Regions from separate parts of the Homo sapiens genome. Here all the other regions are linked to region 4. A link is a loop called in an ENCODE intact Hi-C map of the cell type or tissue named here. Cell type or tissue: endothelial cell of umbilical vein. All regions are shown on one strand. Links, peaks and the distances in the headings refer to the core of each region. The heading gives the core; the rest is flanking DNA.

Evidence for each region. Hi-C counts contacts between places; a loop is a spot of excess contacts. Peaks named below come from ENCODE experiments on the same cell type or tissue, not always from the same donor. Only the 100,000 strongest peaks of a DNase experiment are listed, where the experiment ranks them.
Region 1: a loop joins it to region 4, with 9 times the contacts of the local background. A loop is called at or near these places in 48 of 110 quality-filtered maps.
Region 2: it touches region 4 in a loop (2.7-fold over the local background); 3 of 110 quality-filtered maps call a loop at or near these places.
Region 3: a loop joins it to region 4, with 8 times the contacts of the local background. A loop is called at or near these places in 21 of 110 quality-filtered maps.

Annotation. Positions count from the first base shown.
Region 1 is chr20:34,831,331-34,838,833 of GRCh38, forward strand. It overlaps the pseudogene HMGB3P1. Among named protein-coding and RNA genes, the nearest start is that of NCOA6, 9.4 kb to the left of the region's middle. In endothelial cell of umbilical vein, for the core only: no CTCF peak of the experiment used is centred there; a DNase peak (open chromatin) is centred at 3,231; H3K27me3 peaks cover 980 bases.
Region 2 is chr20:35,017,980-35,025,482 of GRCh38, forward strand. It overlaps TRPC4AP (transient receptor potential cation channel subfamily C member 4 associated protein), which reads right to left. Exons shown (of 19, transcript NM_015638.3): 9 at 3,211-3,377. Among named protein-coding and RNA genes, the nearest start is that of MIR499B, 31 kb to the left of the region's middle. RefSeq lists a silencer at 114-314. In endothelial cell of umbilical vein, for the core only: no CTCF peak of the experiment used is centred there; a DNase peak (open chromatin) is centred at 3,362; H3K27ac peaks cover 1,912 bases.
Region 3 is chr20:35,266,802-35,273,786 of GRCh38, forward strand. MMP24-AS1-EDEM2 (MMP24-AS1-EDEM2 readthrough) reads right to left here. Exons shown (of 15, transcript NM_001355008.2): 2 at 5,204-5,344. It overlaps MMP24 (matrix metallopeptidase 24), which reads left to right. Exons shown (of 9, transcript NM_006690.4): 6 at 404-618; 7 at 2,959-3,097; 8 at 4,768-5,034. Among named protein-coding and RNA genes, the nearest start is that of MMP24-AS1-EDEM2, 7.8 kb to the right of the region's middle. RefSeq lists an enhancer at 6,898-6,967. In endothelial cell of umbilical vein, for the core only: a CTCF peak has its summit at 2,668 (motif pointing left); a DNase peak (open chromatin) is centred at 2,650.
Region 4 is chr20:35,204,264-35,211,766 of GRCh38, forward strand. The region is part of intron 4 of MMP24-AS1-EDEM2 (MMP24-AS1-EDEM2 readthrough); the gene reads right to left. It also overlaps a transcript of PROCR not described here. Among named protein-coding and RNA genes, the nearest start is that of MMP24, 19 kb to the right of the region's middle. In endothelial cell of umbilical vein, for the core only: a CTCF peak has its summit at 4,312 (motif pointing left); a DNase peak (open chromatin) is centred at 4,238; H3K27ac peaks cover 539 bases.

The sequences.
Region 1 (7,503 bases), core at 1,354-6,353, 370 kb before region 4:
AGCTGGGATTACAGGCATGCGCCACCATGCCCGGCCAATCTTTGCATTTTCTGTAGAGACAGGGTTTCACCCTGTTGCCCAGGCTAGTCTCAAACTCCTGGGCTCAAGTGTTCCACCTGCCTTGGCCTCCCAAAATGCTGGGATTACAGGCGTGAGCCACTGCGCCCAGCCAGGAATATAAATTGATGCAGCCATGGTGGAAAACAGTTTGGCATTTCCTCAAAAAGTTAAACATAGGCGCCCCTGTAATCCCAGCTACTTGGGAGGCTAGGGCAGGAGGATCACTTGAACCCAGGAGTTTGAGTCCACCCTGGGCAACATAGCAAGACCCAGTCTCAAGGAAAAAAATGTTAAACATAGGATTACCCTATGAGCCAGTAATTCCACTTCTGGGTATTCATCCAAAATAAGTGAAATCACATTAGTACCACTGTACTCCAGCCTGGGTGACAGATGAGACCCTGTCTCAAAGTTTAAAAATAAATAAATGAACAAGCCAGGTGTGGCAGCACATACCTGTGGTCCCAGCTACCCAGGAGGCTAAGGCGAGAGGATCAGTTGAGCCCAGGAGGTTGAGGCTGCAGTGAGCCATGTTTCCATTCCTGCATTCCAGCCTGGGTGATGGAGCAAAACCCTGTTTCGAAATAAAATTTAAAAAATAAAGAAGTGAAAGCAGAGTTTCAAAGAGATATTTGTGCACCCCTGTTCACAGCAGCATTGTTCACAATAGCCAACATGTGGAAGCAACCTACATATCTATAGACAGTTGAATAGATAAGCAAAATGTGGTCTATACATGCAATGAAGCATCGCTCAGCCTTCATGAAGGAAGGAAATTCTGACCCGACGTACACCACAGATGAACCTTGAAGATATTATGCTAAGTGAAATAAGTCGGTCACAAAAAGACAAATATTGTATGATTCCTCCTATATGAGGTTCCTAAAGTAGTCAAATTCATAAAGACAGAAAGTAGAGTGGTTGCCAAGGGCTAGAGGGAGAGGGAATGGGAAGTTTGTGTTTAATGAATACAAAGTTTCAGTTGGGGAAAACAAAGTTCTGGAGGTAGATGGTGGTGATGGTTGCATGTGAATATACTTAATGCCACCGAATTATATGCTTAAAAATGGTTAAAATGGCAAATTTTATGTTATATATGTATTTTACCATACACACGCACAAAAGATTCCAGAGCCACTATCCTAATTTTTTCACCTTGTTGTCCATGTCCTTAAGCCAAGGGTCATGGGTGTTCCTGGGATCTGCAAGAATGCAAAGAGCTGAGAAGACAGGGGCGCATTGGGCACCTGCAGATCCTGTAGGTAAAAATAGCAGGAGCCTAGGCAACACAAATACTTGTTGCCTGCAGGCAGGCAGCAAAAGAACAAAAACAGGCCATAAACTAGCAGATAGTATAGCATAATGATTACAATATTGGGCTCTGAAGCCAAAGTGAATCTGAACACCCAAGTTCAGATTCTAGCTCTGCCATTTATTAGCTATGTGAAGAAACTGCAACCAAAAGGAGATAAATGACTTGTCCAACAGGGTCCAAAGTATTTTCTCATTTATATTGTTTAAAAATCTTTACATGGGTTTTGTTTCATTCTATATCCCCAGTAGACTGTAAGCTCCCCAAGGAAGCTATGTTTGTAATATCCTCACTTGAAATGTAACTTAACTTCTTTGTGCTTCAGTTGCCTCACCTGTGGGATGCAGAGAATAAGGGCTCCTACTTCATAAGGTTGTCAAGCATATTAATGAATTTATACCTATAAATGTTTAGGAGAAAGCTTAGTGCTTATGATAGTCTCAACAAGCAATAGATTGAGAGAGGCTTCTGAAGAGGTGGTCAGGCTATTTCATAAAATGTTTTGAGCAAGAAAAACAGTCCTAAAACATCCAGGATTGTTCTAGATTTGGACTAGAGTGAAGAAAAAGCAAATCAATTGTTCTTTGATAATTTGATTTGTATTTATTGGACTTCTACTTTCATGTGTGTCCAAACAGGCTCAAGCTCTGCAGTGATAAGACTGACAGTGAATACTTCAATGATGTCTTTAAGAAAAACAATAATAAAACAGGGGAAAAAAGAAAGAACAAAACCATCTAGAAAGTGTCAACATTTTACTGTCTGCAGGGTTCGTCACAACAGTGCCAAATGACAAACTTACCACATTTAGTTGGATGAATTTTGCCCTGCAGAAGGATATCACCTTTTTTTTTTATAGGCAAACAGTTTATTTATTCATCCTCCTTCTCTTCCTCCCCATCTTCTTCATCTTCTTCTTCCATCTTTTCCCAGGCAACTTTAGCAGGACCTTTTGTGCCGTCCAACTTTCCTTTCGACTTATAGTCAGCAACATCCTTCTCATACTTCTTCAGCTTTGCCACCTTAGTGACATAAGGCTGCTTTTCACTGTCATTTAAGTTATTCCACATCTCACCCAGCTTTTTTGCCACGTCTCCAATAGAGATGCCAGGGTTTGTGGATTTGATCTTGGGGCAGAATTCTGAACAGAACAGGAAGAATCCAGACAGTGGCCTTTTGGGGGCATTAGGATCGTTCTTGCCTCCCTTAGCTGGTCCATAATCCTTCATTTCTCTATCACAGTGCACTTTATCCGCCTTTGCCATTTAATCGAATTTAGACTCTCTCTCTCTTTTTTTTTTTCTGAGATGGAGTTTTGCTCTTATTGCCCAGGCTGGAGTGCAGTGGCACGATCTCAGCTCACCGCAACCTCTGCCTCCTGGGTTCAAGCCATTCTCCTGCCTCAGCCTCCCCAGTAGCTGGGATTACAGGCGCCCACCAACACGCCCGGCTAGTTTTTTGTATTTTTAGTAGAGACGAGGTTTCACCATGTTGGCCAGGCTGGTCTCAAACTCCTTACCTCAGGTGATCCACCCAACTCACCCTCCCAAAGTGCTGAGATTACAGGCGTAAGCCGCCGTGCCCAGCCTAGACTTCTCTTTCCCAGACATTGTCTTCCACCTCTCAGAGCACTTTTTGGAAAATTCTGCAAAATTGACAGGGACCTCTGGATTTTTCTTATGCTCTTCTCTGCACGTCTGCACAAAGAAGGCAAAAGCAGACATCTTGCCCCTTAGTTTCCTGGGGTCACTTCTAGCCATCCTGACTGTATTGTTCACTAGTCTTGAAGGATATCACTTTTAAGTGGACACCATTCACATGACATTATAATTTGCAAATTTATTATGATAATTTACCAGTAGATGGCAGTAAAATGCCTTGTTATTTCAGAATCTGTTCGTTGTAACAATTTTCAGATATATGGAAATAAAATGCCTTGAGGAGGGGGTCACTTGTGCTTTGCATAAAGACATGCTATGGCGAGGCGCAGTGGCTCATGCCTGTAATCCCAGCACTTTCGGAGGTGGAGGTAGGTGGATTGTGTCAGCCCAGGAATTAGGGACCAGCCAGGGCAACATGGCAAAACCCCGTCTCTACAAAAAAATACAGAAATTAGCCAATCGTGGTGGTGCATCATGCCTGTAGTCCCAGCTCCATGGGAAGCTGAGATGGGAGGATCACTTGAGCCTGGGAAGCAGAGGTTGCAGTGAGCTGAGACTGCACCACTGCACTCCAGCCTGGATGACAGAGTGAGACTCTATCTCAAAAAAAAAAAAAAAAAAGCGGTGGTGGGGTGGGGGCTTACTATGGGCAAGCCATGGCTTGCTCTTCAGGAAAAAAATCATTGAAAAAATAGAAGAAATAGACTAATAATTACACAATTTTAAAAAGTGGAAGAATATCAAGTGACCATACATACACAAAAAGGTGGGGGTGGGGGAGAAAAAAAAAACTGTTTTCAAAAATATTCTGAAATTTTAAAGCTTTTTATTAGAGTATAATATAAAGACATAAAAGTACAGAAATCGTAAGTGTAAAGCCTGTTGAATTTCCACAAAGCCAACACACATGTCTAACAAACACCCAAATCAAGAAATAGAACATTCAGCCCCACAGAAGCCCCTTCCAGTCATTACCCACAGCCCCCAAGGTTAAACAGTATTTTAACTTCTAACTCCATAGATTAGTCTCACCAGGAGTTAAACTTACAGATTCATCTACATTGTTGCATGTAGTTGTAGCATGTTCATTTTCATTGCTGGGTAGCATTTCATTATTTATTTTTTATTTTTTTGAGACAGAGTCTTGCTCTGTCACCCAGGTTGGAGTGCAGTGGTGGGATCACAGGTCACTGCAGCCTTGACCTCCCAGGCTCAAGTAATCCTTCTGCCTCAGCCTCCCTAGTAGCTAGGACCACAGGTGCATGCCACTACACCATGCTAATTTTTGTATTTTTTGTAGAGACGGGGTTTCACCATGTTGCCCAGGTTGGTCTCAAACTCCTGGGCTCAAGTGATCCTCCCACCTCTGCCACCCAGAGTGCTGGGATTACAGATGTGAGCCACCACACCTGGCCAGCATTTTATTGTTTGAATACACCATAATTTATCCATTCTACTGTTAATGAGCATGTGGGTTTCCACTTAGGAGCTATTTTATTTTATTTTATTTATTTTTTTTAGAGATGGACTCTTGCTCTGTCACCCAGGCTGGGGTGCAGTAGTGCGATCTCGGCTCACTGCAACCTTCGCATCCCTGGTTCAAGCAATTCTCTGGCCTCAGCCTCCCGAGTAGCTAGGACTACAGGTGCACGCCACCATGCCCGGTTAATTTCTTTTGTATTTTTTAGTAGAGACAGGGTTTCACTGTGTTGCCCAGGCTGGTCTCGAACTCCTGAGCTCAGGCAATCTGCCTGCCTCGGCCTCCCAAAGTGCTAGGATTACAGGCGTGAGCCATCACGCCTGGCCAGAGCTTTTTTTGTTTTGTTTTGAGACAGAGTTTCGCTCTTGTTGCCCAGGCTGGAATGCAATGGCGTGATCTCGGCTCACTGCAACCTCTACCTCCTGGGTTCAAACGATTCTCCTACCTCAGCCTCCTGAGTAGCTGGGATCACAGGTGCCCACCACCATGCCCGGCTAATTTTTTATATTTTTAGTAGAGACAGGGTTTCTCCATGGTGGTCAGGCTGGTCTCAAACTCCCGACCTCAAGTGATCCGCCCACCTCGGCCTCCCAAAGTGCTGGGATTACAGGCGTGAGCCACCGCACCCGGGCCGGAGTTATTTTAAATTTTACTACTATGAACATTCTTGTGCATGTCTTTGGATGAACATGTGTACAATTTTTTGCTGGATAAAAACCTAGGACTAGGATTGCTGGGTCATAGAGTTTGCATTCAGCTCTTAGCTCATATTACCAAATCCTATGTCTTTTTAAAACAGTTTTATTGACAGGCTGGGCACGGTGGCTCATGCTTGTAATTCAAGCACCTTTGGAGGCTGAGGCGGGTGGATCACCTGAGGTCAGGAGTTTGAGACCAGCCTGGCCAACATGGTGAAACCCCATCTCTACTAAAAATACAAAAATTAGCTGGGCGTGGTGGCGGGTGCCTATAATCCCAGCTACTCGGGAGATTGAGGGAGGAGAATTGCTTGAACCTGGGAGGTGGAGGTAACAGTTAGCAGAGATCCCGCCATTCCATTCCAGCCTGGGTGACAAGAGTGAAACTCTGTCTCAAAACAAAAATCAAAAACAAACAAAAAACAATTTTCCAAAACAAAACAAAAAAACAGCTTTTGAGATATAATTGACATACTATACAATTTACTCATTTAAAGTGTATTATTCAGCCGGGTGTGTGGCTCAAGCCTATGATCCCAGCACTTTGGGAGGTTGAATCGGTTCGCTCACATATGTCCAGGAGTTCGAGACCAGGCTGGGTGACATGGTGAAACCCCATTTCTACCCAAAATACAAAAATTAGCCGGACGTGGTGCTTTATACCTGCAGTCCCAGCTATTGTGGAGACTGAGGTGGGAGGATCACTTGAGCCCAGGAGGCGGAGTTTGCAGTGAGCCAAGACTGCACTATTGTGCTCCAGCCTGGGCTACAAAGCCAGACCCTGTCTCAAAAAAAAAAAAAAAAAAAGTATAATTCTATGGTATTTAGTGTAGTCACAGATATGTGCAACCATCACCACAGTCAATTTTAGAACATTTTCATTGCCTCAGAAGAAACTCTATAATCTTTAGGTATCTCCCTCTCCCCAACCCCCCCATTCCCTCAGCCCTAAGGAATCACTAATTGACTTTGTCTCTGTCAGTTTGCCTATTATGGATACTTCATATAAATGGAATCATACAATATGTGACCTTTTGGCTTCTCTCACTTGGCACAATGTTTTCAAGGTTCATCCATATTGTAGCATGTATCAGTATCAGTACTTTATTCTTTTTCATAGCTGAATAACATAATATGTATTATTATGTGAATATACCACATTTTGTTATCTTTTTGTCTGTTGATGGACATTTGGGTTGTTTTTTACCTTTTGGTATTGTGAATAGTGATGCTATGAACATTCATGTACAAGTTTTTCTTTGAACACCTGTTTTCAGTGATTTGGGGTTTATGCCTGGGAATGGTATTGCTGGGTCGTATGGTAATTTGGTTTGTCTTATTAAAGAAATGCCAAACTGTTTTCCATAGCTGCTGTACCATTTTACATTTCCACCAACAACGTATGAAGATTCCACTTTTTCACATCCTGAGCAACATTTGTTATTTCCTTTTTAAAAAATTATTGTTGTGGGCGCACAGTGGCTCACACCTGTAATCCCAACACTTTGGGAGGCTGAGGCAGGAGGATTGCTTGAGGCCAGGAGTTTGAGACCAACCTGAGCCACATAGTAAGACTCCATCTCTATTTAAATAAAAGATAAAAAATAACATTTAAGTAAATAAACAAATAAAAATAATATTTATGGCCAGTCTAATTGTTGTGAAGTGGTATCTCATGGTGATTTTGACCTGTTTTAATCTACATTTCCCTAGTGATTATGATATTCAGCATCTTATCATAGACTTATCTTTGAAGAAATGTCTGTTGAAGCCCAGGCACAGTGACTTACACCTGTAATCCCAGCACTTTGGGAGGCCAAGATGGGAGGATTGCTTGAGTCCAAGAGTTCCAGACCAGCCTAGGCTGCATGGCAAAACCCCATCTCTACAAAAAATACAAAAATTAGCTGGGTGTGGTGACATGCACCTGTAGTCCCAGCTACTCAGGGGGCTGAGGTGGGAGAATCTCTTGAGCCTGGGAGGTGGAGGTTGCAGTGAGCCGAGATGGTGCCACTGCACTCCATCCTGGGTGACAGAGTGAGACTCTGTCTCAGAAAAAAAAAAAAAGTGTCCTTTTTGTTTTGTTTTGTTTTGAGGCAGGGTTTCACTCCTGTCACCCAGGCTGGAGTACAATGGCACGATCTCAACTCAGTGCAGCCTCGATCTCCTGGGTTCAAGGGATCTTCCTGCCTCAGCCTCCCCAGTAGCTGGGACTACAGGCACGTGCCACAGCACCCAGCTAATTTTTTATATTTTTGGTATATACAGGGTTTCACCATTTTGCCCAGGCTT
Region 2 (7,503 bases), core at 1,319-6,318, 190 kb before region 4:
AACTGGGGGTGGGGAGGTACGGCTGACATCTATGGTGTTCACCAAGCCATGTGCCTTCCTGTCTCACTCCAAAGGGCCCTAAGCCAGGCCCAGGTCACACAGCTATAAAATGTTCCAACAATGGCCCAAAAAAATTCATCCAGTGCAATTGCCTCACTGCACAGACTAGAAACCCAAGCTTAAGAGATTAGGGGTGAGTCACACAGCTGGGAAGAGAGGGGCCTTCTAAGGCAGACTTGGACCTGACCCTGGGTCTCCTAAGTTCAGGCCAGTGCTTAGGTTTGAGGTTTCTACTACATCATTTCCCTTTTCTCTTAACAATACCAGCTTCTCGGCCGGGCATGGTGGCTCACGCCTGTTAATCCCAGCACTTTGGGAGGCCAAGGCGGGCGGATCACTTGAGGCCAGGAGTTTCAGACCATCCTGGCCAACATGATGAAACCCTGTCTCTACTAAAAATACAAAAATTAGCTGGGTGTGGTGGTGTGTGCCTATAACCCCAGCTACTTGGAGGGCTGAGGCAAGAGGATCGCTTGAGCTGGGGAGGCAGAGGTTGCAGTGAGCCGAGGTCATGTCACTGCACCACTCCAGCCTGGGTGGCAGAGCAAGACTGTCTCAAAAAAAGAAAAAAAAAAAAAAAAAAAAAAGAAAGAAAGAAAATAGCAGCTTCTTCATGTGTAAAATTTGTAAAACAAATTTTACTTGTAGAATGCATTATTCCTACTCTCAGGTCCAGCCCCGTAGCCTGCTCTATAGCAGGATGGTAGGCAGGTGGGCGAGATGAAGTGCCACTCTACCAGAGGAGGCAGCGGGTACAGGCTCAGGCATTTATCTCTGCAGTCAGACAGCCCTGGGTTCACAAGATAGCTCTGTGACCCTGGGCAACATTCTTTGAACCCAAGTCCCTTGATAGAAAAGGCGATGGGGGACGATGGAGCTGTTGAAAAGGCTCAGTGAGGTACTGTAGAAGCTACTCAGGGGGCACTAAAAGAAACGACTGCTATATGGATGGTTTTCATTAGCACCAGAGGGATGAAACTTGACAGCACATGGGGAGCCTTTCCAGTCCTGAGATTTCAATTTGGCCAAGATTGGTCTGAGAACTTGGCCCAACTGCTCATTAACGAGGAGGCCTCTTTAAGGAGGAAGCCTTCTGTGAGGCCTGGCCAAGGAAACCCTTCCCCTTGCTACCCAGTGTAGGCAGGATCTGGGAATCCAGATCCTCACGGTGCCCGGCACACAGCAGAAACCCAGGAAATGCTGACTGTGCAAATGAGAACACGCTAGTGAAACAGTGGTTTTGGGGGGCCAGGATTTCAAGGTCATTAGTGGTCCCTTCCCAAGGAACCAGCACTGTAATCATACAGTTTAACTCAAGACCGCAACAACTCATAGCAACCTGGCAACAAGAAGGCTCAGGGAACAGAGAACTGCTGTGAGAGGGCAGAAAGAGGAGACAGGGCAGCAGAGTTTAAATCCTGGCTCTATCCAGGCCTGTCCCCTGAGCGCACAGCCCAGTTTATGCCCTGGCTTTCTCAAGAATCGAGTGTGGGGACACAGAGTCACCACCTGTTGTGTAACTTACTAAATACCTGAAAATTCAAACAACTGTGAAAGTGCCTCGAAAAAGTAATAGCACTCAATGCACAGAAGCTGTCCCTACAATTATTTCACATATAAGCAACTGCGAAAGTGCCTCAAAAAAGTAATAGCACTCAATGCATAAAAGCTGTCCCTAAAACTATTATTTTTTATTAAAAACATGTTCCGTATTGAAGGAAGGGACACCAATGCTGTGGCTATCACCGTGGGATCTCATCCAGTGTCCTGGTTTTAAATACAACCATATGCTGAGGACTCCCAAAGTGATACCTCCAGCCTTGCCATCTCCCCAACACCAGGTGTAGGTAATCAATCCAAGTGTCAATTCTAACACACACCTCAAATCTACCTTGTACAAAACACAACTCCCCATCTTCCTCCCTAAGCCTGCTCCTCCACCCCTTACCTGCTAGTCTTAACCACCTCAATACCTGGCAAATCCATTCTCCTACTTCCTTGGGCGAAAAACCTTGGGAGTCACCCTTAACTCCTCTCCTCACTCTTAAGTTCACATCCAAACCATCAGCAAATCCTATCTTTCAAAACATATCCAGAATGCAACCACCTCCCACCAGTCCCACCATCAATGTGCTGGTCCTAGCTGCTATCATCTCTTGGCCCTATTATGAGGGCCCCTAATGGTCGCCCTATTCCCTTCCTTGCTGTTTCCAGTCTTTCCAAAAGCAGTCAGAGGAATGACTTCTCACTTCACTCAGAGTAAAAACCAAAGTCTTTAAAATGGCCTGTGACAGCTTGACATGACCTGGTCCCTGTGAGCCCTCAGCCCTCCTCTCCTGGCTGTTTGCTCCAGGCTGTCCCGCGCTGCCTCACTGTTCCAGCAACTATGCACACTCCTCCCCAGGGCACTGCCCCCTCCCACCTGGTACACTCTTTCATTCTCTTCTGGACGTTTTCATCCTCACTTGTAAAATGGGGGTAACTGCACCTCTGTTGCCCAGACTTGTGACAGTCCAGTGTCTGACTCAGAAAGATGTGGAAGGACTGCTGAGCCTCCAGCCTCTCCTGCCCCCATGCTTGGTTTCCTCCCTAGAAGGGCGCGGTCTGCAGGAAAAGGCTACTTCTCAATAGTCTTGAGGAGGGCCGCACTGTTCCAAGCCCTTTTTCCTCCACTGTAGGTTATGGGCCCCTCCTCCTCCGTCTTGGAACTACTTCAAGGCTCAGGGAACCTTGCACATCTGGAGCTCCCTGTACTTGCCCAGTTTTCCTAAGCAGACACAGCTCTGGGCTCTGTCCCACTGCCCTGAGCCCACATCAGGTTGGCAACTCCTCTAGCATGTCCACAGGGCCAGGCTTGCCAGCTTTCAACTCTTTAGTCTTCACCTCACAGAGGCAACTGCCTGCTTCTGCCCTCAGCACCAACCAAGACTGCCTAGAAACGCTCCATACAGCAAGGCACAGTGAAAAGACTCCCGGTTCTGGAATCAGCCTGGTTTCCTTATAGGTAGAACAGAAGGAGAAATACCCCTATGCTTTGCCAGGCTAAAGCGAGAGCCATTCTAACAGAAGGCCCAGTGGAGCACCTGGCATACCATGAGCACCCGGGCAGCACCTGCTCCCCGTGTCCTGAGACGCTGGAGAGGGGCCCACCTGGTTTCGCTGACGCCCCATCAGCAGCACGCAGAGGACATAGAGCACTTCCAGTTTGTACATGATCTCATGCATAATCTTCATTGACTGGGGCAGCTGGGTTCTGGCTGACGTGTGAGGCAGGCCATTCTCCTCAGAAGCCCCTGGAGGAGGGAACACAATGGAGGCTGACACAGCCACCGGAGACAGGATTGAGTCACAGCTTGTGAGGAAACACGTTTCTGCCCCTCGAACCTGCTCTGAACAGACTTGTAGCATGGCCATTCGGCTGGGCCATGAGCCCAAAACACAGACTCTGAAAGCTGCAAAACTCCCTCCACAATCCCAGGAGCCAGGTGAGCGCAGAGACTCGGAAAAATGGACTCTGCAATAGTTGTGCCTCATCAACTTTAACATAAAGTAAAAATATTCGGACACAGCCAATACAGTAACATGACCCATCCCTCCCTGCTTATGCCCTTCTCCTGCCACCAACCAGACCCCCAGGAAGTGCCCAGGCAGATGTATGACAGCAAATTATGGGGACCGCTCTTCAAGTCGCAAATGGCCCTGCTTACTTGGTTCTTCTGCTGAGACTCCATGAGGGACACTGCTGAAGCCCAAGAGGGATTCTTTTTGAAGAATTCCCCGTTTTTTAAAAGAAGAACCATCTAAATTTTTCTAAGGTTCAACTTTCTAAAGCAGACTGGGTATCACAACTGATGCTACTGATGCAGATGAACATATTATCTACAGGCAGATTTTCATTTTACCCAATGTCATTACTGCTAACATCAACAGCAGCTAAGTGATATTTATGGGACACTTGATATGTGTCAGACTTGCTGGCTTTATGACTTTGGGCCAGTCACCTCCTCACTAGGCCTTAGACTGCTCTGCAGCAGACAGCTAGGGTTACTGTGCAGACTGAATGGGAACGTAAGAGAAGCCCAGCATCTGATTCTTAGGAAGCCCCCATTCACTCCTAGATCCTTTCTTTACTTATTTACAGAGTCTTGCTCTGTCACCCAGGCTGGAGTGCAGTGGCATGACCTTGGCTCACTGCAACTTCCGCTTGCTGGTTTCAAGCAAGTCTCCTGCCTCAGCCTCCCGAGTAGCTGGGACTACAGGCATGTGCCACCACGCCCAGCTAATTTTTCTATTTTTAGTAGACATGGGGTTTCACCATGTTGGCCGGGCTGGTCTTGAACTCCTGACCTCAAGTGATCTGCCCGCCTCAGCCTCCCAAAGTGCTGGGATTACAGGCGTGAGCCACGGTGCCCAGCGTAGATCCCTACTATTTTAAGAGGGCATTGGTCAGAGTCAGGAGAGGCTAGGTGATCTTAGCAGAGTGACTTCCCTTCAGTTTCCTCATTTTAAAGGTGAACAGATGAATCAGTAACTGCCAAGGTCCTCTCAAGTTCCTACAGGAACTGCTTCCCTAGAGGCCTTTTGCAAAGGCCTCTATGTGTTATAGAGGAGTGGTTATCAGATATATTCAGGTAAGGCTCATACAGAAAACACAGTGATACTCTTTAAAGTATCAAGACAGAAGACCCTAACTTATTCCGACTAGGTGTGGTGGCTCATGCCTATGATCCCAGGACTTTGGGAGGCCGAGGCAGGTGGACTGCTTGAGCCTAGGAGTTTGAGACCAGCCTGGACAATACAGTGAGACCTCATTGCTATAAAAAAATTTAAAAAATTAGCTGGGCATGGTGGCATGCGCCTGTAGTCCCAGCTACTCAAGAGGGAGAGGTGGAAGGATCGCTTGAGCCTGGAAGGTGAAGGTTGCAGTGAACCAACAGAGATCGTGCCACTGCACTCCAGCCTGGGCGACAGAGCTGGACTGTCTCAAAAAAAAAAAAAAAAGAGAGAATCTAACTTACTCTATCCTACAGACTTGGAACTATCTTTCCCCGTCATGTTAAAATCACAACCTTGGAAGACGACAAGCTGCTGAATGAAGTGTGACTGAGACACAGTGTGACACGGTAGTTAAGAGCACTGACCCTGAAGCCAGACTACTGGGTTTGAACCCCATTCACTAGCCGGGTGGTCTTCAGTAAATCAGTGGACCTCTCTGTGCTTCAGTATCCATCCTCCTTTGTAAAACAGCAATACTGACAACCATACCTACCCCTTAATGTTGTAAGGAGTAGAGGGATATACTGAAGGTGCCTGGAACATAGCCCCAAGTAAGCAACATACAATTAGAAACTAAATAGAAGTTAAGTTCTCAGAAAACTGAGTTTTTCTGCGAATGCTTGCTTGTTACTTTGTATTCTTTTTCATCTCCAAGCTTTTAATGGGAACTAAACAGGCAGGAGGCAAAGACTTAGGAAAAATTTACTGGAGAAATTTTTAATTTAAGAGATTCTATCTACTCATATTTATTCTCCTGTACCTTGGGCAAAAAACTATAGTTACTCAATTTCCATGTTAGCACTCCTTGGCCCAGCTTCCAGAACAGTTAAGTGTCAGCTAATCTGTGAAGTGAACCTGAAGAACTATCACGCAGAATCCTGCCTCTGTCGTGCACTGCTGTGAGACCTTGCGTGCTTGGCATCCTCGGCACCCAGCCCATGGTGCTCTAGGGAGTCCTGCAGGGAAGGATGTTTATGCAAGCAGTGGGCACAGTGTGGGGCACACAAGTCCTACTGAGAAATGAACGTCTGCGAAGAAAGAGACAGGGCAGCCTGACCCCTCTCCAAGTCACCACCAACTTTTGGTGCCTGGCTTGCGCAGGCCTGACAAGACTTTCTGTGATAAATATTTTCAAGAAACAGTCTCCAAAGCAATGGCCAGAGCTTAGCAACAAGGTCAGTCCCAAGGATGAGGATGGGAAAACCAGCTCACGAGGCCTGTGCTCCCCTGAGTCTCTTCAGCTCTACCACACCGATTGGAGCGGTCACCACTCTCTGTCTGCACTGCACTGTTTTCTGCGGACATGCACACTCACTTTTTTTTTTTTTTAACAGCTTTGAGGTACAATTCACATACCATGCAATTCACCCATTTAGTTAACCATGGTATCGTGATTTTTAGGACATTCATAGAGTTGTGCAGCCATTACCACAATCAATTTTAGAATATCTTCATCACCCCCCAAAAGCAGCCTTGTACTCACTACCAGTCACTTCCTATTTCCCACCAAACTCCTTAGCTCTAGGCAACCATGAAACTATTTTCCATCTCTATGCAATTGCCTGTTCAGGACACTTCATATTAATGAACTCATGCAATATGCCATCTTTTGTGACTGCTTCTTTCACCTAGTACAATGTTTTCAAGGTTTATCCATGTTGTAGCCCCTATCAGCATTCCCTTTTATTGCTGAATAATATCCGCTAGTATAAATATATCACATTCTGGCTTGGTACAGTGGCTCAGGCCTGTAATTCCGGCACTTTGGAAGACCAAGACGGGAAGATCATTTGAGTGCAGGAGTTTGAGACCAGCTTGGGCAACACAGCAAGATCCTGTCTCTTTTTATTACAAAAAATAAAAAAATTAGCTGGGCGTGGTGGTGTGCACCTGTTTCCAGCTACTCGGGAGGCTGAGGTAGAAGGATGGCTGAGCCTGGGAGGTCAGGGCTGCAATGAGCTGTGATCACACCACTGCACTGTAGCCTAGGTGACAGAGAGAGACCGTCTCAAAAAAAAAAAAAAAAAAAAAAAAAAAAAATTCTGTTTATTCATTAATCAGGTGACAGTCATTTGCGTTGTTTCCATATTTTGGCTGTTATGAATATGCTGTGATGAACATACCTGAACAAATTTTTGTGTAACATATATTTTCATTTCTCTTGGGTATATACCTGGGAGTAGGATTTCTAGGCCCTATGACATAACTGTATGTTAACCCTTTGAGGAACTGCTAGACTCTTTTCTAAAGTGGCTGCACTATTCTACATGCCCACTAATAGTGACTGAGGGCTCTGATTTCTCCATATTCTTGCCAACCCTTATTATCCACCTTTTTTGATGATAACCATTCTAGTGAGTATGAAGTACTATATCATTGTGGGGTTTGTTTTTTCCTCTATCATCTAGACTACTTAAGTGCAGTGGCAGGATCACAGCTCACTGCAGCATTGAACTCTGGACCCAAACAATCCTCCCACCTCAGCCTCCCAAGTTGTCAGGACTATGGGCACGTGCCACCATGCCTGGCTAACCGAAACAAAATTTTTTTTTGTAGAGATGAGGTCTTGCTCTGTTGTTTGAGCTGGTCTTGAACAATCCTCCTGCCTTGGCCTCCCAAAGTATTGGGATTACAGGTGCCAGCCACTGTGCCTGGCCTCACTGTGGT
Region 3 (6,985 bases), core at 700-5,699, 62 kb after region 4:
TGGATGATCTTGGCAGAGCAGTTGGAGTGGGTGACGGGTAGAAGCTGCACTGGGGTGGGAAAGAGAATAAATGAAGGGGGTGAGGAAGTGGGGCCAGTGCGTGTGAAGGGGGCAAAGAGGGTATGGCCTAAGGAAGAGCGCTGACCCTAAGGAAGGACATGATTGCTCTGTAACAGGAGAGAGAAAAGAGAAGATACCAGATTCGGGGATGGAAAGATGAGAGTCCCATTCTAATGGCTATTTTCATCCATTTTCTCAAAGACTGGGGGAGTTAAACTGGGGAGAGGGAACAGGAGGCTGAACTGGGACAGACTTGTCTCAGAGCTGCCTGGGTGATGCTGAGACTGGCAATGGGAGGCGGGAAACGGCTGCCCCCTCTCTAAGATGCAGCTCCTCTCTCCAGGACCCCCAGCCGAGCCTCTGGAGCCCACAAGGCCACTCCCTACACTCCCCGTCCGCAGGATCCACTCACCATCGGAGAGGAAACACGAGCGCCAGCCCAGGCCCCCTCGGCCGCCCCTCGGGGACCGGCCATCCACACCAGGCACCAAACCCAACATCTGTGACGGCAACTTCAACACAGTGGCCCTCTTCCGGGGCGAGATGTTTGTCTTTAAGGTAGGGCCAATGGATTGGCACCACCCAGCTGGCCCCTGACCTTTCCTCCTCCTCCCCGACATCATGGAGCTGGGGAAGGCTCCTGATTTGGGATTCGATTACAATGGGGCCTGGACAGGAGCTAGCCCAGTGGCCAGGGCATGGGGTCTCTTCCTAGTGCTGCTGGGTGAATCAACTGTTCCCAAGAGGGAGGGGGAAAGATGGGTGATCCCTCACCTCCCCTGGGGTTAATGCTGGGAGAAAGTGCTGGAAGCTGGCTTCTGGTCTGTGACCACCCTTCTTGGGACCTCAGTTTCTCCATCCGAAACCTGGGGGAGTCATTCCTCTAACAAAGAGTGTGTGAAGATCCAGTGAGTACCCGGCTCTGAAGATGGTCAACTTGGAGTAGGGGCTAGGTCAGTGGTGGCTGAGTCTGACTCCAGACCCTACCAAGGCTTGAGGGGCTGCTACTGGCAGCAGCCCAGGGTATATCTTGTCATCTGTCCTCCATCAGCCATGGACTGACAGGGTGGCAGTCTGCTTGACGTGTTGCAGGTTGGGCTCTCGGGGAGTGAACTCTGAGGTGGGGTCTGGAATGCAGGATTTCGATTAGAGAGTACTTTCAGAATCAACATTTGTGAGGGGGAGAAGGAAGCAGGACAGGGAAGAGGGAGAGGTTAAGTGGCAACAGAGGCCCATGGCAGCCTCAGCCACCCCCGCAGGGAGCTCTGGGGCTACGGTGGCCTGTCACTCAGCCTACGTTGGGTCCAAAATATCTGGAACATTATAACCCCTACCTCATTCAATCACTGGATGAGGAAGGGCATCCAGTGACTGAGGAGAGCTCTCTGAAGCAGGGAACATCCCCAAAGGGGCTGACAGTTGAAAACTGCCTGCTGGCCACACTGCTGGCCACTGGGGCAACAAGCCCTTCTCTGAAGGGGATCTGGGCAGGGTGGCTCCATCACACAGGATGGTGAAAGAGGCTGCCTCGCTCCCCTTGTGGAGTTCTCCCAGCACGCACTGAGCACTGCGCAGGAATCGGGCAGCGTGAGTCAGCCCCAGTCTGGCTTCTCACTGAGTGGCTCTAGGCAAGTCACCTGGCCTTTCTTAAGACTCCGTATATCTCAGATCAACTTAACAGAGACATGAAAGTCAAAATAAGGTCAAAAACCTGGATGTGAAAGTGCTTTGTAAAACACCTTTTAAAATACTAGCTTTTGTACCATCTTTTACAAATCATGCTTCTTCTTCTGCACTCATTCTACTTTGATCCAACTGAACCGTTCATAGGCAGGTCCGGGTTTTATCATCCCCATTTACACATAAGAAAACTGAGGCCTGGAGGCTGGGCGCAGTGGCTCACGCCTTGCAATCCCAACACTTTGGGAGGCCAAGGAGGGCGGATCATAAGGTCAGGAGATCAAGACCATCCTGGCTAACATGGTGAAACCCCATCTCTACTAAAAATATAAAAAATTAGCCGGGTGTGGTGGCGGGCGCCTGTAGTCCCAGCTACTCAGGAGGCTGAGGCAGGAGAATAGCATGAACCTGGGAGGCGGAGCTTGCAGTGAGCCGAGATTGCGCCACTGCACTCCAGCCTGGGTGACAGAGCGAGACTCCATCTAAAAAAAAAAAAAAAGAAAGAAAACTGAGGCCTGGAGGCTACAGGCCTTGCCTAGACTGCTTGTGTACCAGCCCAAGACTGAGGCACCAGTTACAAGAGGCGTTTTTACTGGACTCGGACTATTTAGCTGCCATTTACTCAACATGGACTGTGTGCCCCGTACTGGTCTGGGCATTTTGCCTAGAATCTCTCATCTGATTCTCCATTATTACCTGCACTTGCAGGTGAGGCCTAGGTCATGCAGCTATAAATGGAGGAATGTGAATTCATGCCCAGGTCTCGAGGGAATTCCCATGACTTGGCTTCCATGATCCTGGCCCTGCTGGATGGAGCCAGCCTCATGGAGGGCGCTCGGCCCAGGCTCAGTGACCACCCCAGCCTCCCACTGTCCCGAGGACCAGTCTGGCTGATGTCAGTGACGCTCCACTGCCCCCATGTGGCCACTCCAGGCCCCAACATCATCCTTTCCGGCTCCCTCACACCTCCTTTTCCACACCAGGCCTGTCTGCTGTTTGTCTCATTGTCCACCCAGCAGCAAGAGTCAGCAGGAGGCTGAATTGAAGACAGTTACAGGAGCATCCTGTCTTCCTCCCAGGGCTTTAAAAGTCAGAAGCAGCTAATGGACAGTCTCGGTGGAGGGCTGGGCTGTTGGGACCTAAGCCCCACAGCTGCAATCACTGGGTTCGGAGGCAGGGCCTGACACACCTCTCTCCCCCTCTCCCGCTTCCTCCCAGGATCGCTGGTTCTGGCGTCTGCGCAATAACCGAGTGCAGGAGGGCTACCCCATGCAGATCGAGCAGTTCTGGAAGGGCCTGCCTGCCCGCATCGACGCAGCCTATGAAAGGGCCGATGGGAGATTTGTCTTCTTCAAAGGTAATGTAGACTGTGCTGTGGGACAGTTCCCTGCCCAAGGTCTTGGGACCTCCTTTTTCCCATCTAAACTGGAAGAGGCGGGGTGGGAGGCAGATGTCCTCAGAGGGCCCCTCTAGTCTAACGGAGACACTGACCTCTGACAAATCAAGTCAGAAAGTGAGACTGAGAATCTGTATGTGCCGAGATTGGTGGGGTGACCAGCTTCGTCCACATGAAGTAGAGTGTGGGACAAGCAATTGAAGACCACCCAGTACCTCATGGGAGGCCATCGGGTCAGTTCTGTAAGAACCCAGAGGGAAGAGGTCACTCAAGCTGGGGAGGTCGGGGGAGGGTGTGGGAGGGAGCTAAGGTGCCCACCCTGTACCCAGCACTGTGCTAGGTTGTTTCATGACAGTTATCTTGACTCGGGCCAGACCTCAGATGGGTGAGATACAGATAGTGAGAAGCAAGGAAGGCATTCCAGAGGGACAACGGCTGAATAAAGGAGCAGGGCTGGGATGTGTACGGACGGCCACAGGGCTTAGAAGGCCCACCTGATGGCCACGGAGGCCCCGCCTTGGAAAGCTGTGAGAAATGGCCCAGAAAGGTCATTTGGAGGCAAATCCTGAAGAGCCCTGGCTGCCAGGCCAGAATGTGGTCTTGATCCATTAGGCCAAGGCTGGAAATTCATGGAATGTTTCCGAGCAGCAGAGAGCCAGAGGGCAGGAGGTGACAGACATGGCAGGGGCAGGGCAGCCATTTCTGAGGTGGTTCTGGAGCGCGCCACTCATGAGGCCCAAATGAGGGAGGAGCCGTGCAGCTGAAGGGCAGGGGACAGCTGCCAGGAGAGTCAGAGGGCCTCAGAAGTGGCTGAATACTCGGCCAGGCGCAGTGGCTCACGCCCGAAATCCCAGCACTTTGGGAGGCCAAGGCTGGCAGATCACCTGAGGTCAGGAGTTTGAGACCAGCCTGACCAACATGGTGAAACCACGTCTCTACTAAAATTACAAAAACTAGCCAAGCATGGTGGCACGTGCCTGTAATCCTAGCTACTCAGGAGGCTGAGGCAGGAGAATCGCTTGAACCCAGGAAGTGGAGGTTGTGGTGAGCTGAGATCACACCATTGCACTCCAGCCTGGGCAACAAGAGCCAAACTCCATCTTAAAAAAAAGAAGTGGCTGAATACTGAGAGGAGAAGGAAAGAGAGGGTCAACAGTGAGGCTAGGACTCCCTGTTGGGGACCTGGGAGGCAGAAGGTGATGAGGAGGGAGCCCCTCTGTGGTGCAGATGAGGAGCTCTGGGGAGCCAGCCAATGCAGAGCTGCCGGTAGGCCGAGGGAGGTCAGGGTTTCTGGCTCTGCTGCTCAGGTCCAGTGGGAGAGCCTCAGAGTCGGGTGTCACTGGTAGCAGGTTTGGGGAGTGGTAGTGCATATGCAAAGTCATGTAAGTGGCTGAGATCACCAGAGAGGAGAGAGGAGCAAGTCACATGAACAAAAGAGGGTGGGACTCGGAGCCCAGGCAGCAGAGGCAAGTTGTCCAGGATCTGTGACTGGCCTCAGGCTTCGTGCCCTTCCCAACTCTAACTGGGCCAAGGGGCTGAGGGCATCAGACTGTTTTCACCTGACACCCTGAAGATGGGCAAACGGCACTGAGTGACTGGGGAAGCTGATCCTGGGCTCCTCTTGGCCACAGGTGACAAGTATTGGGTGTTTAAGGAGGTGACGGTGGAGCCTGGGTACCCCCACAGCCTGGGGGAGCTGGGCAGCTGTTTGCCCCGTGAAGGCATTGACACAGCTCTGCGCTGGGAACCTGTGGGCAAGACCTACTTTTTCAAAGGCGAGCGGTACTGGCGCTACAGCGAGGAGCGGCGGGCCACGGACCCTGGCTACCCTAAGCCCATCACCGTGTGGAAGGGCATCCCACAGGCTCCCCAAGGAGCCTTCATCAGCAAGGAAGGATGTACGTAAGGGCCGGGCCAGGGTGGGCATGGGGAGCCGGTTTTATGTGGTCCTCACCAGTGCCCACGGGCATACTCAGTGCCCATGGGCGTCCAGGTTTGAAAAAACACCTGGTGGCAGACAACTGCCTCATATCTACCCATGTTCACGTGGTCCATTAATTCACTTACCAGCTGCCAAGTCACACTTTTTCATCTGCAGGAATGATTCACGGCAGAGAGACGTTGTCATAGACTGACTTCATTCCTTCAGACAGCATTTCTCAAACACTTATCCTCAGTGTACTCCAGGGACGCCTTGAGTTACCCAATCTGAAAAGCAATGATGGGCATGCATGTTTCAAAGCCACTTTTTCACAGGGCTCGAGGGCAAGAAGATGGAAAGAAAACCTTCAAAAAAAATTTTTTTTTAAATTCTAAGAGATAAGGTCTCACTCTGTCGCCTAGGCTGGAATGCTGTGGCATGATCATAGCTCACTGCAGCCTCAACCTCCTAGTCTCAAATGATCCTCCTGCCTCATCAGCCTCCCGAGTAGTTGGGATTATAGGCACATGCCACTGTGCCTGGCTAATTTACATTTTTTTGTAGCAACAGGGTTTCACTATGTTGGCCAGGCTGGTCTCAAACTCCTGGCCTCAAGCAATCCTCCCACCTCAGCCTCCCAAAGCCCTGGGATTACAAGTGTGAGCCACTGCATCAAGAGAGAAACTTTTTATGTTTCCTGAACTCCTCCTAGAAGCCATGCTGGCCACCAGCCCCCACGACTGCCATCAGACACTCAGCCTGTCTCCCCACCAGCCTAGGAGCTTCTCAGGAGGAGCTGCTAGCCTGGCCAGATGCAGAGTGGGCCTCCAGGAGTGTTTGTTAAATAGATCTCCATTGATATGGTCAAAAACACAGACTCTAGAGCTGGACTGGCTGGGTTCGTAACCACCATAGTACCACTCACTATGAATCTGAGCAAATCTTTAATAAGTTTTCTGTTTTCTCATTTATAAAATGATAATAACAGTACCTACCTTTATATAATGGTTTTGTGAGGATTAAAGAAGACAAATTATGTAGCATACTTAGAAATAATGCCTAGCACACCATCCATGCTGTATATTTTAGCTGCTATCGTCATCATCATTGTCATCATCATGGGTTTCAGTTTATGTGGATTGACAGGATTCATTCACTCACTCCATAATAATAGACAGCTTGTGTGGTGGGAGCTGGGGACGTAGCAGTCAACAGGACTTGCAGACGTCCAAGTCTAGGGGCATAAAGCAAGATGGCAACAGACGCTATAAGGGAAAGACTCCCAGCACTTTGGGAGGCTGAGGTGGGAGGATCACTTGAGGCCAGGAGTTCGAGACCAGCCTGAGTAACATAGTGAGATTCATCTCTACAAAAAAAAAATACAAAAATTAGCTGGGCGTGGTGACATGTGCCTGTAGTCCCAGCTACTTGGGAGGCTGAGGCCAGAGGATTGCTTAAGACCAGGAGTTTGAGGCTGCAGTGAGTTACAACTGCACCACTGTACTCCAGCCTAGGCAATGGAGTGAGACCTTGTCTTAAAAAAAAAAAAAAAGGAAATAAATGCTGGGAGAGAGCAACGAGCTAGAGGGGGCCGTGTTAGAGATGGCTGGGAAGGAGTCTCTGAGGAGGCTTCACTGCTGAGAAAGCCAATGGCCACAGCTGCTATTTGTTGGCTGTCTTGTATACCTGATGCTTTACGCACAAGATCTCCCTTTTTGGGGAGCCTCAGAGACAGGTGACATCAAGGACCGAGACCAATGAAAGCCCTAGCCACGGTGGGAAGCCAGCCAATGAGGACGGCCTAAGCAAGCTGCTTTGCCCACTGGCTGGGCCGCTCAGGCTGTTGCTCGAGCCCTGGGGTGGTTGCCCAGGGAGTGATTGGCAGGGCTGCCCAGCCTCTCTCCCAGAAGGCTCCCAAAGGTCCTGCA
Region 4 (7,503 bases), core at 1,460-6,459:
AAGAAAATTTAATTCATAGTTTAAAACCTTCCAATGTAGAGAAGAAAACTCCAGGCCCAGAAGGTTTCTTTTCTTTTCCTTCCTTCCTCCCTCCCTCCCTCCTTCCCTCCCTCCCTCCCTCCTTCCTTCCTTCCTTCTCTCTTTTCTTTCCTTTTCTCTTTTCTTTTCTTTCCTTTTCTTTCTTTTCTTTGTGGCAGGGACTCACTCCTGTTATTCAGGCTGGAGTACAGTGGTGCAATCACAGCTCACTGCAGCCAAGACTTCCACACCCAGCAAATTTTTTTGTATTTTTAGTAGAGATGGGTTTTCATCATGTTGCCCAGGCTGGTCTCGAACTCCTGGCTCAAGCAATCTGCCTGCCTTAGCTTCCCAAAGTGCTGGGATTACAGGCATGCGCCACCATGCCTGGCCCCCAAATGGTTTCACTGGGAAATTCTACCAAATGTTAAAGAAAGAAATAGTATCAATTCCACACAAACTCTTCCAGAAAATCAAAAAAACTTAGCTCATTTTATGAAGGCAGCATGGTCCTGATGCCAAAATTTGAAAAAGATAACAAGAAAACTATAGAACAATACTTCACATGAACATATACCCCAAAACTTCAACAAACTACAAACTATTAGCAAAGGAATCCAGAAATATATATATATTTTTAAAAAATAATACTTCACTACTATGTGGAGTTTATCCCAGGTAATTTAATGCTGGTGTAACATTCAAAAATAGCCAGGCATGGTGGCTCACGCCTGTAATCCCAGCACTTTGGGAGGGTGAAGCGGGCAGATCACCTGAGGTCAAGAGTTTGAGACCAGCCTGGCCAACGTGGTGAAACCCCGTCTCTACTAAAAATACAAAAATTAGCTGGGTATGGTGGTGTGCACTAGTAGTCCCAGCTACTTGGGAGGCTGAGGCAGGAGAATTGCTTGAACCCGGGAGGTGGAAGTTGCAGTGAGCTGAGATCGCACCACTGTACTCCAGCTTGGGGGACAGAGCAAGACTCCATCTCAATAATAATAATAATAATAAATAAATGAGCATAATTCACCATATTGGCAGACTAAGGAAGAAAAAAACACATGATAATCCTAACTGATGAAGAAAATGCATTAACAAAATTTAAAACCCATTCATGATAAAAAAAAAAAAATCTCTCAGCAAACTAGAGAAGGAAACTTCGTTAATCCAAAAATATATATATATATTGGCCGGGCGCAGTGGCTCACACCTATAATCCCAGCACTTTGGGAGGCCGAGGCAGGCGGATCACCTGAGGTCCAGAGTTCAAGACCAGCCTTACCAACGTGGAGAAACCTCGTCTCCACTAAAAATACAAAATTAGCCGGGTGTGGTGGTGCATGCTTGTAATCCCAGCTACTCGGGAGGCTGAGGCAGGAGAATTGCTTGAACCTGGGAGGTGGAGGTTGCAGTGAGCCAAGATCATGCCATTGCACTCCAGCCTGGGCAACAAGGACAAAACTCTGTCTAAATATATATATATATATATATATATATATATATATATGTATATATACACACATATATATGTACATATATACATATATCTACATATACATATATACATGTATACATATACATATGTATACATGTATATATGTATATATGTGTATGACCTCCGGTGATCCCCCCCCCAACCTCGGCCTCCCAAAGTGCTGGGATTACAGGTGTGAGCCACTGCACTTGACCGCAAATCACATTTCTAACAAAGGACTTGAATCCAGAATTTATTTTTTAACATTTTTAAAAAATTTTATTTTATTTTATTTTTGGTAGAGACAGGATTTTTGTATGTTGCCCAGGCTGGTCTCAAACTTCTGACCTCAAGTGATCCTCCTGCTCAGCCTCCCAAAGCACTAGGACTACAGGCATGAGCCACTGTGCCTGGCCTAGAATTTATAAAGAACCCTCAGTAGGGCGCAGTGCCTCATGCCTGTAATCCCAGCACTTTGGGAGGCTGAGGCAGGCGGATCACGAGGTCAGGAGTTCAAGACCAGCCTGGCCAACATAGTGAAACCTCGTCTCTACTAAAAATACAAAAAAATTAGCCAGGCATGGTGGCAGGCACCTGTAATCCCAGCTACTCAGGAGAATGAGGCAGGACAATCACTTGAACCCGGGAGGCAGAGGTTGCAGTAAGCCAAGATGGCGTCACTGCAGTCCAGCCTGGGCAACAGTGTGAGACTCTATCTCAAAAAAAAAAAAAAAAAAAAAAACTCTCAAAACTCAGAAATAAGAAAACAAACAATTTTTTAAAAAGGCAAAAGTTTTGAACAGGCACCTCACCAGAGAAGATACATGGATGGCAAATAAATATTTGAAAATATGCTCAACATCATTTGTTGGTAGGGAATTGCAAATTAAAACCACAGTAAGGTATGTCTATACACCTATTGAAATTGAAAAAAATCCCTGACAATACCAATTGTTGGTGAGAAGGCGGAACAACTGCCACTCTCATAAATTACTGGTGGGAAAACAAAATGATACAGCCCCTCTAGGTTTCTTATAAAGTTAAACACACACTTACCATAGGCTCCAACAATCCCTCCTAGAAATTAGCCCAAGTAAAATGAAAATTTATGTTCATACCAAAACCTGTACGTGAATGTTTACAGAAGCTTTATTCATAATTGCCAAAACTAGAAACAACCTAAATATTCCTCAACTGGGAAGTGGAGTAACAAACTGTGGTACATCCATACAATACACTACTACTCAGCAATGAAAAGGAATTGACTACTGATACACTCAACAACATGGATGAATCTTAAATCCATTATGCCAAGTGAAAGAAGCCAAATTCAAAATACAACATATTGTATGGTTCCATTTTATATGACAGTCTGGAAAAGAAAAAACTATAGGAATAGAGAACATATCAGTGTTGCCAGGGCTTAAGGGTAGGGAAGGCTTTGACTACAAAGGGGTAACAAAAGGGAATTTGGGAAGGTGATTAACTGTTTTATTTTTTTGTTTGTGTGTGGTGGTGTTTACATAATTCTTTGCATTTGTCAAAACTCACAGAACTCTACACCAAAATGTAAATTTTACTGAATGTAAATTACAATTAAATTATATGTATGCAAATCTATTATGTGTATGTTTGTGTATATATATATATATATATATACACATATGAATATTTTTAAAAGCTTTTTCCCCTCATATTACTATCAAGTCATATCTCACAGATTTTGTATTTGTACAATTATTCTTTCTTGAGCCTGAAATTAGTTAGGACTGTTTTGTTTTGTTTTTTTCTTGAGATGGAGTCTTACTCTGTTGCCCAGGCTGGAGTACAGTGGTATGATCTCGGCTCACTGCAACCTCTGCCTCCCAAGTTCAAGTGATTCTCTGGCCTCAGCCTCCCGAGTAGCTGAGACTACAGGCGCTCACCACCACACCTGGCTAATTTTCATATTTTTAGTAGAGACGGGGTTTCTCCATGTTGGTCAGGCTGGTCTCGAACTCCTGACCTCAGGTGATCTGCCTGCCTTGGCCTCCCAAAGTGCTGGGATTACAGGTGTGAGCCACCACGCCCGGTCAAGTTAGGACTGTCTTCATCTCTGTTAACCTTCCATTTCCTCTCCTTCCACAAAACCTAAACTTTATTATTATTTGAAACATAATTTTTGAGTAAGTTATTCCGTCTCAAGAAGGTCCAATTCGTGTTATTGAGAATGGTAAAATAATACACTACCTGCCCTGGGCACTTTAGTGAGAATCCATTTATTGGGTTAACTAGCAGTGACTGTGGATGGCAGTGAGCAGGCCTGGGAGTGGCCAGGACATAGGACAGATGTGCTTTGATGGGAGAGAAGGGAAGGAAAAGCCGGCAGCACAGCGATGGGAAACTAGAGGCCAGAGGTAGAGGTGGAGGGCAATGATCAGGGAGCAGAGATGACAGCATGCCAAGGACATCCTGTGCTGACTTCACAGGCTGGCTCTGGGCATAGGCCAGTCTCTTCCTGGAGCTTTCATTTTCTCTCTTCGGAATCTGTCAACTCTCTACTGCAATCTGTTCCACAGTCGTATAGCCAAAATCCTCTTGCTCTGTGTCTGTTTATTCAACAAATATTTATCTTAACTGACTCTAATCACATTGTCTCCTGTTTGTCCTGCAGTGAAGCCCTTTTACATCTGCTTATCTCTTTTGATCCAAGGGAAGGAGACTTAACCCTGACTTCCAGAGAAGGAAATAGTCTCAGAAAGGTTAAGTCATTTATCTGAAGTTGCCCTTTTAATACTGAGTACTGGACTCTCTCAGTATCCGCGTACTCTGCTGCCCCCTACCGTGAACATAGCAATAGGTTTTAAATCACAAAAACACACAGCAGAACACTACACAACACTGGAAAGACTACGACACTATAAATAGTGCTTACATTTGTTCATTTAGCAAATATTCAGCTGGACGTGGTGGCTCACGCCTGTAATCCCAGCACTTTGGGAGGCCGAGGCAGGTGGATCACTTGAGGCCAGGAGTTCAAGACCAGCCTGGCCAACATGGTGAAACCCCACCTCTAAAAATACTAAAATTAGCCGGGCATGGTGGCACGCACCTGTAATACCAGCTACTCGGGAGGCTGAGGCAGGAGAATTGCTTGAATCCAGGAGGCGGAGGCTGTAGTGAGCCGAGATCACACCACTGCACTCCAGCCTGGGTGATACAGCAAGACTCCATCCCCAAAAAATAAATAAACAAATATTAATTGAGAGCCTACTATATGCCAGAAATAAGCAGGTATTGTCCTTGTGTTCATGGAGCTTATGGTGTAGAGGGGGAGACAGAATTACACAAAATAATTACTTAATTACAGTTTGAATAAATACTATGAAGTACAAGGTGCTATATGAGGGTATAGAATAAGGGTATGTAGCCTGGTCTGGAGGCTTAGGGAAATCTTACATGAAGTAGAATTCATAGGAATAAATTATTGGTTGGCTATGGGGGAGGTTAAAGAGACATCAAGAATGCCTTCCAGGTCTCTGGCATGAACAACTGGGCAGATAGAGCACTGTTACTAAGCAGGGGAAGCCTAGAGGAGGAAGACATTATGAATGGAAAGAATATGAACTTGGCTTTGGCTTTTTGCAGTTCGGGAATCCCACGAGACATTAAGGTATAGATGTGGAATAAGCAATCAGATTCAGGAGTTTGGGAGCAAGGTCTATGCTAGAAATAGAAAGTTGGGAGTTGTTGGGATACAGATTATATTTGAAACTGTGGTCATGGATGACATTTCTTAGAAAATAATAGAAAGAGTAGAAGGCTTATAACTTCCCTGAGAAACTCCAGAATTTAAAAGGTCAACTGGAAGAGATGGAGCTAGCAAAAACTTAGGACAAGGGGCCAAGGAGGGGAAAATCAGGAATGTGCAATGATGCCAAAGTCAGGGGAAGTGTATTTCAAAAAGAAGACTGGTCAACCATGGTGGTAATTACAAAGAAATCAAGTGCAATGACTTTCTTGGTCTACGATGATTTTTTTGGTCTGCCTAGTGAAACAGATTCAGTTTCAGAGGACTAGAGGTGGAGAAGACTAGGCCACTACCTCTTAGAAAACCTCCTAAAGGCCACCATAGCCTATGGTCTTGAACCAGTGGTCTTCATAGTCTTTTGCTCACATACCACTTAAAATAATTTTGATAAATAATGTGAGCTGGGCACAGCGGCTCAAGCCTGTAATCCAAATGTTTTGGGAGGCTGAGTCTGGAGGATCACTGGACCCCAGGAGTTTGAGACCAACCTGGGCAACATAGAGAAACTCCATCTCTACAAAAATTAAAAAATTAGCCAGGTGTGGTGGTGTGTGTCTGTAGTCCTAGCTATTTGGGAGGCTGAGGTGGGAGAATTGCTTGAGCCCAGGAGTTCAAGGCTGCAGTGAGCTATAATCATGCCACTATACTTCTACCTGGGCAACAGAGCAAGACCCTATCTCTAAGAAAATAAATAAATAAAATTTTTAAAAAACATTAGGCCAAGTGCAGTGACTCATACCTGTAATATCAACACTTTGGGAGGCCAAGATGGGAGAACTGTTTGAGCTTAGGAATTGAGGACCAGCCTGGGCAATATAGTATGACCTCATCTCTATGAAAAATTTTTAAAAATTAGGTGGGTGTGGTGGCACACGCCTGTAGTCTCAGCTACTTGGGAGGCTGAGGCGGGAGGATCACTTGAACTCAGGAGATTGAGGCTGCAGTAAGCTACGGTTGCGCCACTGCACTCCAGCCTGGGCAACAGAGCGAGACCCTGTCTCAAAACAAACAAACAAAAATATAGACATATTTTTAAAAGATAATAGAAGGCTATTTTCTGAATCTTGTATTTTTAACTGTCCCCAGTTCTGAACTTTTTTTTAATTGCCCCGTGCAATGTATCATTCAGGGTGGGTCAGATATATGCCTTTCTTTCTTTTCTTTTTTCCATTTTTTTTTTTTTCTCTGAGATGGAGTCTCACTCTTGCCCAGGCTAGAGAGCAATGGTGTGATCTCGGCTCACTGCAACCTCCACCTCCAGGGTTCAAGCGATTCTCCTGCCTCAGCCTCCCCAGTAGCTGCGATTACTGGCACGTGCCACTGTGCCTGACTAATTTTTGTATTTTTAGTAGAGACAGGGTTTCACCATGTTGGCCAGGCTGGTCTTGAAGTCCTGACCTCAGGTGATCCACTCACCTCTGCCTCCCAAAGTGCTGGGATTACAGGCGTGAGCCACCATGCCTGGCCTTTCTTATGAAGACTAGCAGAACTACAATTATGAAGAAAAAGTCGGCTTGGAGCCTCAACCCCAGGAACTTTCTCAGGTGGAGTACATCTGGAAGTTGAGGATCTGGAAATGAATTTCCTTAAATATATCCATGCATGAGTACCGCTTACCAAGCCTTCATTTACTTTACGGCTATTGCATACCCCATTTGAAAACCAGTGTTGCAAAGGACTGGGGGCAATCTGAAACTACTGGGTTCCTGGAACCTGGCACTGATTGATGGGGCCAGTGGGCCCTAATGAGATTGCACCTCCATTTTAAAAGCGTGAAAGGTATAAGGAGATTCAGAGATAGGTGTAAATGGCTTGCGGGAGCCTCCAAAATTTTCAGGTCCAGGTACCTCCCACCCCTTCAAGGGACTGTCTGATACTATTCTATGGCTCCTGGAATGAAGAACCAGTCATCAGGACCTGCTGGCCTCTATTAAATTAAGAGTCCAGTCAGATTTAACAACCTGAAGATGAGGTGTAACTGTGAAGCAATATATGGCTGATTTTTTAACACACCCATCCAAATACATCCACTCCAGCTGATTCATTCTCTCAACTCCCATGTGCTAGGTAATGTATGAGGTGCCAGAGTTACCCAAAAAACAAACAAAGCACAATCCATAGGCCAAGTCCTGCAGAAACTCTAGGAGAGAAACTTTTAAAGAAATAATTATAAAAACACTGTGATCGGCTGGGCGTGGTGGCTCACGCCTGTAATATCAGC